Linked DNA regions of Homo sapiens: region 1 is linked to region 2. A link is a contact called in ENCODE Hi-C or POLR2A ChIA-PET data. All regions are on one chromosome and are shown on one strand. The core of a region is the stretch at or near the end of the contact, and the rest is flanking DNA. Distances in the headings are between cores, read along the strand shown.

What was found. A loop is a pair of places that touch in the nucleus more often than their neighbours do. ChIA-PET counts read pairs that join two places held with the same protein, here RNA polymerase II (POLR2A). Pooled maps may share reads with other maps.
Region 1: a loop to region 2 is called in a map with no recorded cell type, with 8 times the contacts of the local background. The contact joins two enhancer-like sites. A Hi-C loop is called at or near these places in 6 of 37 single-sample maps with no recorded cell type and 4 of 50 pooled maps. POLR2A ChIA-PET finds 5 or more read pairs at or near these places in 1 of 52 experiments (GM12878).

What each region holds. Positions count from the first base shown.
Region 1 is chr22:25,481,017-25,487,802 of GRCh38, forward strand. No RefSeq gene overlaps it. Among named protein-coding and RNA genes, the nearest start is that of MIR6817, 29 kb to the left of the region's middle. RefSeq lists an enhancer at 5,401-5,450. Within about 2 kb of position 2,360, at least 2 of the 41 ENCODE cell types and tissues checked have a DNase peak (open chromatin) inside an H3K27ac peak, as active enhancers do.
Region 2 is chr22:25,398,682-25,405,425 of GRCh38, forward strand. It overlaps the pseudogene LRP5L. Among named protein-coding and RNA genes, the nearest start is that of MIR6817, 54 kb to the right of the region's middle. RefSeq lists enhancers at 1-240, 1,966-2,025, 2,186-2,285, 2,396-2,575, 3,826-4,025 and silencers at 5,401-5,695, 6,247-6,416, 6,457-6,744. Within about 2 kb of position 2,315, at least 23 of the 41 ENCODE cell types and tissues checked have a DNase peak (open chromatin) inside an H3K27ac peak, as active enhancers do.

The DNA of each region.
Region 1 (6,786 bases), core at 1,110-3,609, 82 kb after region 2:
ATATCTGGGCACCCTGTGGCTCAGTCAAGTTGACACATAAAGTTAACCATCACAGTGTCCCAAGTTATATGATCTAATACTGTCCCCTTTTTCTTTTAGACGGAGTCTTGCTCTGTCACCAGCCTGGAGTGCAGTGGCGCAATCTCTGCTCACTGTAACCTCTGCCTCCTGGGTTCAAGTGATTCTCCTGCCTCAGCCTCCCAAGCAGGTGGGACTACAGGTGCGTGCCACCACACCCAGCTAATTTTTGTACTTTTTTAGTAGAGTCGGGGTTTCACCATGTTGACCAGGATGGTCTTGATCTCTTGACTTCATGATCCACCCACCTCGGCCTCCCAAAGTGCTGGGATTACAGGCGTGAGCCACCACACCTGGCTACCTTCCCCTATTTGTTTTAAACACATTTTGTTTGACAGAACTTGCTCACAACCAACAGTTTGAATGATAGAAATGCTTATTTCATAGGGATAGTGAAACAACAAATGATCTCTCTCATAGCACAATGCCTGAGGGGGACAGTGGGTGCTCAAAAATAATAATCATTGATGCATGTTATAGAGAAATATCATGGGAAGAGGATTTTCCCATTTTGCTCCCACTTCTCCCCACAATGCTGACACATAAAATTAACCATCAGTGTCCAAGTTATGTGTTCTAATATCTTCCCCTATTTGTTTTAAACACATTTAAAAACACGTTTAAACAGAAATAATAACCATTGATGCATGTTATAGAGAAATATCATTGGAGAAGTCAGAAAACAGGCAGACATTTCTTCTACTTCCACTACATCACGTTCTCTCTCTCTTTTTTTTTTTTGTGAGGCGGAGTCTCGCTCTGCAGCCCAGGCTGGAGTGCAGTGGCGCCATCTCGGCTCCCTGCAAGCTCCGCCTCCTGGGTTCACGCCATTCTCCTGCCTCAGCCTCCCGAGTAGCTGGGACGACAGGCACCTGCCACCACGCCTGGCTAATTTTTTGTATTTTTAGTAGAGACGGGGTTTCACCGTTAGCCAGGATGGTCTCGATCTCCTGACCTCCATCATGTCCTCTCTTTATCAGGGGTACCCAACGGTTTTAGGCAGATGGGACAGACCCTGCAATCCACAGACAAACTCTATGTTCTAAGATGTTTGGCACAATTATTCATAAGCTCAAAGATAAGGAACCTGTAGAATTCTTCCTTAAGGCTATCGTCTGGTACATAATCTAATTTTGATGTCTAAAGCTTAACATCACTTGTCTTTCTCTTTGCATTTTCTGTAATAAATTCTAATCTCACCCAGACTAATGGATGCCTAGCGTGGTAGAGATAAAAATCTGTACTCAGGAAAGCAAAATGAAATACACATTAAAAACTTTTAAACTAGGTATCCCTGCTACATATCTTTTGAAGCATGGTGGATGTATTGATTTTGACCACTAGCGTCCCTTCCTTGATGAAACCATGCCTCCCTCACTCCCCAGAGGCTGTTAATCACTGTTGTCTGCCCTCCTCACCACAGCGGAGGGCCTGTGACCAGGCTGAGCCAATCCTAGCACCCATGTCAGTGTCCTCTTGGGCTCAGTGATTGGTCCTGAGGTGAACATGTGACCCAAGCAGAGCCAATCCAAATCCTTAGTTGGATTTCTATGTGGAAGCTGAGAGAGAGGAAGAGCGATAGATAGATAGATAGTTAGATAGATAGATAGATAGATAGATAGACAGACAGACAGACAGACAGATAGTTAGACCTTATGGATTACAAGCTGTAAGGATGAAGCTTGGGACTGCCTGTGACCATTCTTTATACCTAGTAGAGGGAGTAACACATGAAAGAGAGATGGAGAGAGAACTGAGTGCCAGCCACATGGGTCAATAGCACATGAGAACCTGGATCTAACTACATTTTCCGTATCTTGCTTAAATTCATTTGAGCTAAAACAATGATCTCTGGCTGTTCCACACTCCTCAAATTCACTTAAAAATGATGAAGAAAGCTACAGACCTGTTTGTGCAGAAGAGTTCCAGCTTGGGCCATGCAGGCTGAGCGTCTCCATGCCAGATGGCCAAGATTCCCACTACCCTTTTGTGTTCTGGAAGTCTGCCCTGGTGCCCCAACCTGCAGATCTTGGATGGAGAGGACTGGGATAGGATACCCAAATCCTGACTCTCTGAGCCTTAGTATTCTTCTCTATCAACTGTAGATAACAGTCCCTACCTCAAAGGACAGTAAGAAAATTAAATAAGATTAATTTTACTACTTAATAAATTAATGGGCTGGCACAGAGGAAGTGCCCCATCAGCAGGAGCTGTCTAGCCCCAATACTCAAAAGTTCCCAGCCTGCTGCTCCCTCTCCTGCCTGACCCAGTTTTTCATCTAAATTTGGCCATTGGCCCAGGCCCTGGCCTATTTTAGGTACACCTCTTTTTGTTGCAGGAAAAAGAGACTCAGACAAGCTACCTTAAAACAAGGGGTTTATTGTAAGAATGAATGGGAACAGGAACATGGAGTGGGTGGAGGCAGGGAAACCCTCAGGACTGAAGCTGTTTTGATGTGAGAATTCTTTTTTTTTTTTTTTCTCCTTCAGAAGGAATCATTTCACCTGTCACATATCGTTGCAGAAAGGGCCTTTTGCCAGGACTGGATGTAAACAAACCTCAGAGAGGTATTGTCAAAGGCTAAGTCTCTCCTGCATTGGTAGAGAGAGACTGGATTTTGTTGTTGTTGCTAATAATTTTGATTCAAGTTTTAACAGCTCTCAGGCCTGTAAGGTCTGCAGTGAGAAAGGAAGTGAGCAGGAACGTCAGAATGGAGGGATGTGTGAAGTGACTGTTATTTATTATCCAAAGCAAGATACTTTGAGAATGAAAGAGGCACTATGAAGAATTACACAAGGACAATAGACATTAAAACAGTCCAGGGAAACCAGGACATAGGGTCGCCTTAAGAGTACAAGGGTCTGGGAAGGAAGGGATGGGGAAAGTGGGTTCTCAGACTGAAAAGAGGTCCAGGAGTGTGGCTGCTGCCCAGAAAGTGCCAGGTTCATAAGTGGAGGGCTGGACAGCCAGGAGGGAAGCACCTGGGTACCCAGAGATAATTTTATATTGCCTGCCCAGTAGGTGGACAACCTTCAGGCATGGCTTGATCCAGGGGCTCAAATGTCAACAGGATCCTGTTTCTCTTTCTCTCTGTACTCATGGAACTTTGATCCATCTGCAACAAAGGCCAATGGCAGCCCACAGCCTACACAGAGGGAGACCCAGGCCCTTCTACTCATCTTCTCAGACTTCCACTCTCCAATGTTTGAAACCATAGGAGACCTCTATACACTGGCAGGTCATGGAGAGAAACTCCCCAGATACTTAGAGTGGGAAAGTGGGACTGAAGGTGAGCATCCCCATCCCATCCTGGATCAGTGTGGGCACACCTCCCTGTGACATGCAAAGCTCTTCATATCACATCTGTACACTCAGAACTCCATACATGCTGTGAGTCTTCCCTGACCTCCACCACTTCCTCCAGGTCTCTGCTTTCTAGTGACCACACCTCTCCTTGACTCTTCACTTTGTCTTCCTGACTGACTCCTAGCCCTGACCCTTATCTCAAAGCCTAGCAATGCTGAGACAACGTTTTCCACTCCCCAGGTAGGCCCCAGAATGCTCTCACCCCCGGGGGATCATGGGCCCCTCCCTATGATAGACATATGTGGCTCTTCTCATCCAGCTTATTACCTCTCCCTTTTATGTGGCAACAATGCCCCAGTATTGCTAGAGTGGGAAACCCCCTCACTCACATTCATTCTCTATGCTTTCAAGGAAGCCATCTCCACCCTGGATATGAGTAATGGAACATAGGACCTAAACTAAGCCAGCCAGCACATTCTGTCTCTCTGGCCACTAACTAGTCTAAGTATGGGTCAATCAGAGTCTGTGCATGGCCTAAAGTCCTAAGAAGAGCCTGCGGATTCTTTTCTGAGGCTCTTGGAGGGATGAAGATGGAATGCAGAGCTGTCAATGCCATTTTTGTTGAGGGATCTGCACATGTTGTCATATCCAAGGAAGTCATGTTGAGAAGTGGAGAAACAGGATCTTGGTGATATCAGTGAAGACCCTGGATCAAGCCATACCTGAAGGTCTGCCCTTGGGCTGTTCAAACACAGGAGCCAATGAATTCCCTTTTCTCAGGCCAGGTTCTCTGCTACTTGCAATTGACAGAGCTCTAACTGAAGATTAGGACCCCTGGCCAAGAGGATGCTCAAACCAAAGGGATAAACAAATTACATAGCTGCTCACACAAAGCTCTGAGCCCTGCCCTCCCATAGGGTAAATTTCCAGGGTCTACCTAAAGCTATTGACCCACATCCTCCTATCCACTAACCCATGCTGTCTTACACAATCTAGTCCTGGCAATATTATGAAGTAGGTTAAGTCTGTTTCTGAAGCTCCAGTGTCCCACCTGACTGCCCTCTGTGCAGCCCCCAGCCCAAAAAGTGGGTCTACGCAGCCTAGTTCATGCATATCTGGGCTCCCTGGAGCTTACTCGCTCCCCACCTCCCTCTGCTCGGGGTCCCAAATCCCACTGCTGTCTCCAAGACCCTGCAAAACCCAGCCCCTGACCTCCCTGTGCTTGTCCTGCACTGTATGCCTCTCACTCTGGGTGCCAGCGATGTGGGTGACTTCCCGGGTCCTTGACTCAGCAAACTCTTTCCCATATTGGGGCCTTTGCAGATGCGGTTCCTCTGGCCAAGAATCCCTTTTCCATATTTGCACCTAGTTATCTTCTAATCCTCCTTTAAGTCTCAGGGGAAATGTCACTCCCCCAGCAAGTCCTTTGTAGCCTTTAATCCAGATCAGGCCAACCCATTTTACATTCTCATAGCACCTTGTGGCTTGTCTCTTGGAACTATAATTCTGTGCTTAGTTGCTCCTTGGGGGCTGTCACAAAACCTGGCACATGGTAGGTTCTCAGAAACATCTGGATGAGTGACTGTAGCAGGCACAAGCCCTACCAGCAGGCAGCACAGAAAGGGAACAAAGATCAAAAGGGAGGTGGTGACTTGCCCAGGGTCACACAGCAAATCTATGGCAGTGTGGACACCTGAGTCCAGACTCTTTGGTGCTCTTATGAGCCCAGAGGTGGCCGCCCATCCCTTTACCCGCAGGTGCTTTTTCTGTTTACATCCAGAAGATCTTTTCTGAAACTCTGTGGCTGCCCTGCTGATGGAAGGCCTGAACAAGTGGCAGAGATGTGAGCCCAGCAGAAGGCATGGCTGTCTTGGGGCCCAGCAAGGATGAGCTGGGTTAAAGTTTATCCCACTTCCTGAATATCTGAGTCATCAGACCAAGAGCAGGTGCAAGGAGTGTGATTGTGTGGGTGAGACCCCTGTGTGTCAATGGCCCCAACATTGGTACAAGGCCCAGAACAAAAGAGGCAGAAGGCCCTGAATACAGTAATTTCTCCTCCTGATGCTCCACCATGATCAGTGGCTACATTTGGGTTTCAATCGCAGCTCTGATGCTTGCCAGCTGTGTGACCTTAGGCACGTTACCTCACTACTCTGAGTCTGCTTGCCTCTTTGTGAAACATGAATATTAATAGTAACAACCTCATTAGGTAGTAATGAGAATTAAATTAGAAGATAACATGTGCCTGTAACTGCCCTATCCAGAAAAGGTGCTCAAATTGCACCCCCTGGGCAATGGCTTAATATACCTACCCAAAAAGCAATTGTAATATTTATTGCTTTGTTTACTTATTGTCTGAACACCCCTCCAGAATGTAAACTCGACAAGGGCAGATTTCTTCTTCTTTTTTTTTTTTTTTCGAGACAGTCTCTCACTCTGTCGCCCAGGCTGGAGTGCAGTGGCACGATCTCGGCTCACTGCAAGCTTTGCCTCCCGGGTTCACGCCATTCTCCTGCCACAGCCTCCCGAGTAACTGGGACTACAGGTGCCCGCCACCATGCCCGGCTAATTTTTTGTATTTTTTTTTTAATAGAGACGGGGTTTCACCGTGTTGGCCAGGATGGTCTCGATCTCCTGACCTTGTGATCGGCCCATCTTGGCCTCCCAAGGTGCTGGGATTACAGGAGTGAGCCACTGCACCCAGCCGACAAGGGCAGATTTCTAATGGATCATGTTCACCAGTGAATTCCTGGCACGGTGCCAGGCACATAGAAGGCACTCAATAAATAGTGAATGGATGGATGAATGGGCAGATGGGTGGGTGACTGAATGGGAGTGTGGATGGGTGGATGAAGAGATGCATAGATGAATGGATGGGTGGATGCGTGGGTGGATGTGTGGGTGGATGAATGGGTAGGTGAGTGGATGGGTGGGTGGATGGATGAGTGGAAAGGTGGGTGTAAGGGTAGGTGGATGGGTGGATAGATGAATGGATGGATGGATGAATGGGTGGAAGGGTGGGTAGAAGAGTGGGTGAGTGGGTGGATGGATGGATGGGTGAGTGAATGGGTGGGTAGATGGATGGGTGGATGGATGGATGGAAAGGTGCGTGAAAGGGTGGATGGGTTGGTGGACAGATAAAAATGGATGGATGGGTAGATGGGTGGTTGAATTGGTGGGAGAGTGGGTGGATGGATGGGTGGATGGGTAGGTGGACGGATGGATGGAAAGGCGGGTGGAAGGGTGGGTGGATGGGTAGATGGATGCGTAAGTGGATACAAGGATGGGTGGATGATAGATGGATGCATGAATGGATGCATGGATGAGTGGATGGATGGATGGATGGATGGGTAGATGTGTGGGTGGATGGAAGTGTGGATGGATGGGTGGATGGATGGATGG
Region 2 (6,744 bases), core at 1,065-3,564:
AGGGGCCCTCGAGGCCTCAGAAAGGCTAAAAACCACTTTCCTCTTTGAGTGAACCTTCACTTCAGTTTAACCACAAGAAAAATTACATTAAGGCTGGGGGCAGTGACTCATACCTGTAATCCCAGCACTTGGGGAGGCTGAGGTGGGTGGATCACTTGAGCCCAGGAGTTCAAGACCAGCCTGGGCAACATAGTGAAACCCTGTCTCTACAAAAAATAAATAAAATTAGCTGGCCGTGGTGGTACACACCTGTGGTCTCAACTACTTGCGGGCTGAGGTGAGAGGATTGCTTCAGCCCAGGAGGTAGACGCTGCAGTGAGCAGTGATTGTATCACTGCACTCCAGACTGGGCAACAGAGCAAGACTCAAAAAAAAAAAAAAATTAAATCTTGGCTGGGCGCGATGGCTCCTGCCTGTAATCCCAGCACTTTGGGAGGCCGAGGCGGGCGGATCACGAAGTCAGGAGATTGAGACCATCTTGGCTAACATGGTGAAACCCCGTCTCTACTTAAAAAAATACAAAAAATTAGCCGGGCGTGGTGGCAGGTGCCTGTAGTCCCAGCTACTCGGGAGGCTGAGGCAGGAGAATGGCATGAACCCGGGAAGCGGAGCTTGCAGTGAGCCGAGATCGCACCACTGCACTGCAGTCTGGGGGACAGAGTGAGACTCCGTCTCAAAAAAAAAAAATTTAAATCTCCAAAAAATATTACAATAAGGCAAACTAAAAACAGATGTTTTAAATATACATATTAAATTAAATACACTTCAATAGAGCAAATAAGAAAATACCCAGAAAGCGACCAGGCACGGTGGCTCACGCCTGTAATCCCAGCACTTTGGGAGGCCGAGGCAGGCAGATGACAAGGTCAGGAGATGGAGACCATCCTGGCTAACAAGGTGAAACCTCGTCTCTACTAAAAAAACAAATACAAAAAATTAGCCAAGCTTGGTGGCGGGTGCCTGTAGTCCCAGCTACTCAGGAGGCTGAGGCAGAGGAACGGTGTGAACTCAGGAGGTGGAGCTTGCAGTGAGCTGAGATCGCACCACTGCACTCTAGCCTGGGCAACAGAGCCAGACTCCGTCTCAAAAAAAAAAAAAGAAAATACCCAGAAAGCACAATCTCCCCACCCGCAAGACAACCTCCCAGGGGGTCCACGGCAGGAGATCCCAAGCACGAGGGACAGAGAACAGTGACCCTGTGAAGGATCCTCCAGCCCATCAGGCTCAATCAGAATATGAGGCTCCTGCCACTGTGAGAGCAAGAGGCACAGTTGCGCAGCAGCCACAGGCTCTGGCACACCATGAGCCAGGCCAGCAAAGCGTCAACTGCCCCCTACAAGGCGACAGGCAAACCATGACAAACTGGAAACCAGAGACTGGACCTGGAGCACAGGGACCACTACAAGGGCCTTGGAAATGGGCAGGGACCATGGATGGCCACCCGCATGTGTAAGAGCGGCCCGTCTGCACATGTCTCTGCATGGCTTAGGGGCACAAGTCCCCCCCAACTCCCAACCCAGGAAGGCAGCCCCCATTTAACCAGGTGGGGCAAGAAGGGATAGGGCCAGCATCCGGCTCTGCTTTTTTTTTTTTTTTTTTTGGAGACGGAGTCTCACTCTGTCCCCGAGTCTGGAGTGCAGTGGCCCAATCTCGGCTCACTGCAAGCTCCGCCTCCCGGGTTCACACCATTCTCCTGCCTCAACCTCCCGAGTAGTTGGGACTACAGGTGCCTGCCTCCACGCCCGGCTAGTTTTTTGTATTTTTAGTAGAGATGGGGTTTCACCGTGTTAGCCAGGAAGGTCTCGATCTCCTGACCTTGTGATCTGCCTGCCTCGGCCTCCCAAAGTGCTGGGATTACAGGCGTGAACCACCGTGCCCGGCTGGGCTCTGCTCTTAACGCAGGGCTCTAGGCCCCCTCGGGGGCAACCAGCACAGAGCTCAGACCACAAATACCTTCACCCACCTCCTGGTCCCCATCTGGACAAGGGTGCTGGGGACTGGCTCTCAGTCACACCCTCAGGGTACTCTTCAAAGGACAGCTGGGGCCCCAGGGCATGAGCTTTTGGCCCCCAGCTCCCTTACCCCAGACAACAGCTCTTGGGACCCCACCAGCACCGGCAAGGTGGACACCATCGTCCCAATTTTGCAGATGAGGAAACTCAGGCTGAGGGCCGGCACACAGCTCTCCAGAGCTGAAGAGAATGCAGAGAGCAGCTGGAGCCAGCCAGTGGGTCCCTGGCGCCAGCTCGTAGCAAGCCACAGCCGCCTCCGCCCTTCATGCTTGGGTTGCGCTGCCCCAGGACAGCCTTCCAGGGTGGCCTGGCATGGAGCCCAGACCCTGCTGCTTCCTGAACAAATAAGTGAACGAGGCCACCAAGCCAAGGGGCTGGATGCAGCCCCAGCTCCTGCCAGGGCCTCCCCAACAGACTCCCTGTTTGGAGAGCGCATTGTCTCCAAGGCCTCAAACCACAAATGTCCGGCTGTCTCACAGCTTCTGTAACCTGAACTTGGCCCTCACCCTGCCCTCCCAGGGCTCCTCTCAGGGCCCAGGCCCCTCCTCTCAGAGGCCAACACTGACTACCCAGCTCATTCTCATCACCTGGCTCATTCCTGAACCTCACTCAGCAGGAGAGTCTCAGGCCAGATCCTCCCACCAGCCACCTCCACCAGGACGCATGAGCCCTGTTCATGCTGGCTGGGAGACACAACCAACCAATATCAATCCAATCAGTGGATGAACTGACAAATATAATGTGGTCCCTCCACACAATGGAATATTATTCAGCCACAAAAAGGGTTGAAATAGGACGGGCATGGTGGCTCACGCCTGTAATCCCAGCACTTTGGGAGGCCGAGGCTGCCAGCTCACTTGACGTCAGGAGTTCAAGACCAGCCTTGCCAACATGGTGAAACCCCGTCTCTACTAAAAATACAAAAATTTGCTGGGTGTGGTGGCGAGCACCCATTAGTAATCCAAGCTATTTGGGAGGCAGAGGCAGGAGAATCACTTAAATCCAGGAGGCAGAAGTTGCAGTGAGCCGAGATTGTGCCACTGCACTCCAGCCTGGGCAACAGAGCAAGACTCCATCTCAAAAAAAAAAAAAAAAAAAAGGCTGAAACACCCATACCTGGGACTACTTGGATGACCCCTGAAAACATTACAGTAACCAAGGAAGTCAGCCACAAAAAACAACGATGTATTGTATGATTCCCTTCATACAAAATGCACAGAACAGGCAGAGCCATAGAGGCAGAAAGCAGACTGGTGCTCATCAGGGGGTCGGGGGAGAGGGAACGAGAAGTCACTGTGCAATGGGTATGGGTTTTACTTTGGGGTGATGGAAATCTCTTCTAACTTCATAGAAGTGATGGTTGTAAGCACTGTGGATGTACTAAATGCCTGCCTTGTATACTTTAATTTTATATCATGTAAGTTTCACCTCAATTAAAAAAAAAAGATCAACTTGACACTTTTCACCTAGGAAAGGTCTGGCTTCAGCTTTCATTTCCTATCAGTCCTGCCTAAAGCCTTCCAGTAGCTTCCACTGCCTTCTGGATCACAGTGAGACTCCACAGCATGATCTGGCCTCTAAGGACCTCTCACAGGACGCCCCGAGGGTGAAGGAGCACCCCTGGGCCCATCTCTGCATAGCTGCACAGCTTGTTTCCCTTCCTCCCCTCTACACGGGAAGCCCTGCCTACAGCGGAGGGGCCTTATTTGCCATTCTATCACATTCAACCCCAGCACTTCACACAGTAGCAGACACCAAAGCGAAACAGCAACAGCATTACACTGGGCCAGGTGCACGTTCACTCACTGAATTCATGGTAGGAAGGATTCTTATCCCCATTTTACAGCTGAGAAAACTGAGGCACACAAAGGTAGCGTCAGCTTCTCAAGCTTCCCAGCACAGCAAGCGGCCAGGCTGGGATCAGACTCTGGACACAGGGGCTCTGTCCACAGTGCTAACTACTCCTGCCCCCCAGGGCTGCAGCAGTGAGTGAGTGAGGTGGTCAGTGGACTGGATGTCCAAGGTCACACAGACTATTGTAATAACAGCCTCTAGACCGGCCAGGGCCAGAAAGATCAAGGACTCCTACATACAACTGCCACTGCAGCACTGCCGCTGCCAGTCCCCAGCCTGGGCCAGGGATGGGGCTAAAGGTCTCACACAGGGCACTAAGGGCTTCCCAAGGCCTGGGAGAGGAGCGAGGCAAGATGACAGAAACTAGGTATGGTGCCCAAAGTCAAACAGCTACTGAGCATGTAAATCCAGGTGGGTCTGACCCCAAAACCCCCTATCAGCCCTGCAACCCGTTGCTGCAAGGGAGAAAGCAACTCGGAGGCCTCACCTGCCTGCACCTTCACCCCCCATCTCTGTGTGTGAGTTCTACTAAATGCCTGAGCAGTGACACAGTGCCGCTGAAATTAAACGGATTCCAAAAACGACAGGAAGCACGAGGTGGATCTCCCCAGAAAAGTGCTGAACAAATGTTGGCTCGGGTTCACCCGGGAATTTCTTGGAACTGAACAAGGGAAGTTCAACGCCAAGGGGCCCTGCTTTAGAGGGGACTCTCTCAGGGTGCCCCACACAGCCCTTAGTTAACCCCACTCAGCCCTGCTGGCCTTGGCCTTGGGCATCTACAGGAGGAAACTCCAGGGTGAAAGGGGGTGCCTAGACAGGCGGGTCCTGGAATAAGCACTTGGGCCCCGAGGAGAGAGGCCTAGGGCTTGGAAGCTGGGGAGGTTCTCAGCACTGGGACCACTAGAACAAAGCCATTTCCGTGGGTTCACAGCTTCCAATTGCAACAGGAAGCAATCAGGAAAAATAATTAGCTGCCCACTTACTGGCTTCGCTGAAGTCCGAGGCATGTATCTCACACAGAAAATCAGGGACATAACATCAAAACCGTTCCTCCTTTTCCTTTTATTTTAGGACTGGATCACCACATTTGCTGGGGCTCCCAGGCCTTGCTGCCTAATGTTAAAATAATCAACTCTATTTTTGCCTCACATACAACTGAACTCCACAGCTGTAGTTCTTTCTCCTTAGGGGCTCCAACCACATGAACGACAGACATTTGATTCCAGCAACATCACCTAAAACGTGCACAAAACCCAAACTGCAATGAGGTGAAAGGCAAACGTGGTCAGCCTAGAAACTCCCCCTTTAAAACAAACAGCTTCCTCAAAACCCCTTTTGCCTCCTTGACCCACGCATTTCCGGAAAAAGGAACGGTGCTGGCCTGTACTCCCCAGATACTGTCGCTGTTTTGTCTTCACCTTGTTTTGCTAGCTCCCGACAAGGCCCCAAAATGTAAACACGCTCCTGAGAGAGGCAAATTTGGGGTGAAACTGTCCACAGAATCTCTAGGTTTGGGTCAGAGGTAGGAGGACTTGAAACAAAGGCCAAGCTCCTCCTGTTCCCCGCTGCCCCCTACACCTCCAGAAGAGAGGCTGCAGCCCAGGGGAACAGACTACACGGCCACCCCCCTGCACCATCCACACTGGAAATATTCAAGGAGACAGCTGTTTGCCTTAAGGAGGCACAGACAAAGGGGCCCAAGATCCTCCCAGCTAAACTGCCACAAACAGAACAGGAGCCCAGGCGTGCACAGGCACTTGCGGGCCGTGCCACTTGGCTGGCCATACTCCAGAAAAGCAAAACACGCACATCCGAAGAGAATGATTTAGGCAGCAAGAGGCTTGCTTCAAAAACCACATGGCCATCTCCAAATTAAAAGAACATGTGTAGCGTTTCACAAACTGCTTAAGTGTCCTGAGTCCTCCTGACCTCAACTCCACCCCTTGGGAAACACCAAAAGTTGGAGACAAAGTTGCCCGGCCTTACTCTCTCCCCACTGGAGAGTACAACTGAGGCACGAACCTGCCTCCCCTACTGTCCCGCGCTCTGGGACCATGTCACCACCCCCCCCGCCCCCCTCCGGGCAGCCGACCCGGGGAGGGACACCATCTGGGACCCCGGCGGCCACAAGGGGCATTCGGGTCGCCCCGGCACCTGGCATGTGTCAGTCCGCTTGGAAACCCACAGCCACGGCTCACAGGGGCAGCGCCACCGGCCAGGCAGCCCCGCACCCGGGCTCAGAACTTTCTCGCTGCAACCTCAGCCGGTCCTCGGAGCACGCGGGCCGGCCGCGCGGCCGCTGGAAACAGAGTCGCGAACCGGCTTCCCGGGCCAGGCCCGCCTCCGGGCCCCAAGTCCCAACTTGGTGCCCGGCCCGGGCCACACGGGCCCAGCGCGGGCTCGGCTCCTGGCTTCCTACGGGCGCGGGCAGGTGAGGACCGGCCGGCGCCGCCCGCGCGCCCTCCTCACCGGCCCGGGACGCGGCGTCCCCGGGGATGGCCCGGGCAGGGACGGCGGGGGGATCCCCGGTGCGCGCCCCAACTCGCCCCCAACTCGCTTCCAAGGCGGCGGTGGCGCCCGTGCACTTGGTCGCGGGGCCGCCCGGGCCATTGTACTAGCAGCCCGCGGTCCCGGGTCGGCCCGCGCCCACCTACCTGCGGCGGGGGCCGGGCAGCCGCACAGCGCCAGCAGCAGCGGCCACGGCGGCCCGGGCAGTGCAGCCTCCATGTTGTCCAGCGGCCGGACGGGCTGGCGCCGCGCTCACTCGGGCTCCACAGCGCGGCGGCGGCGGCTGCGGCGGCTCCTCGCGCGTGTCCCTGCATCTTCGTCTTCCCCGTTGGGCGCCGCGGACCAGGACGACTGGGAGGAGGGAGCAGGG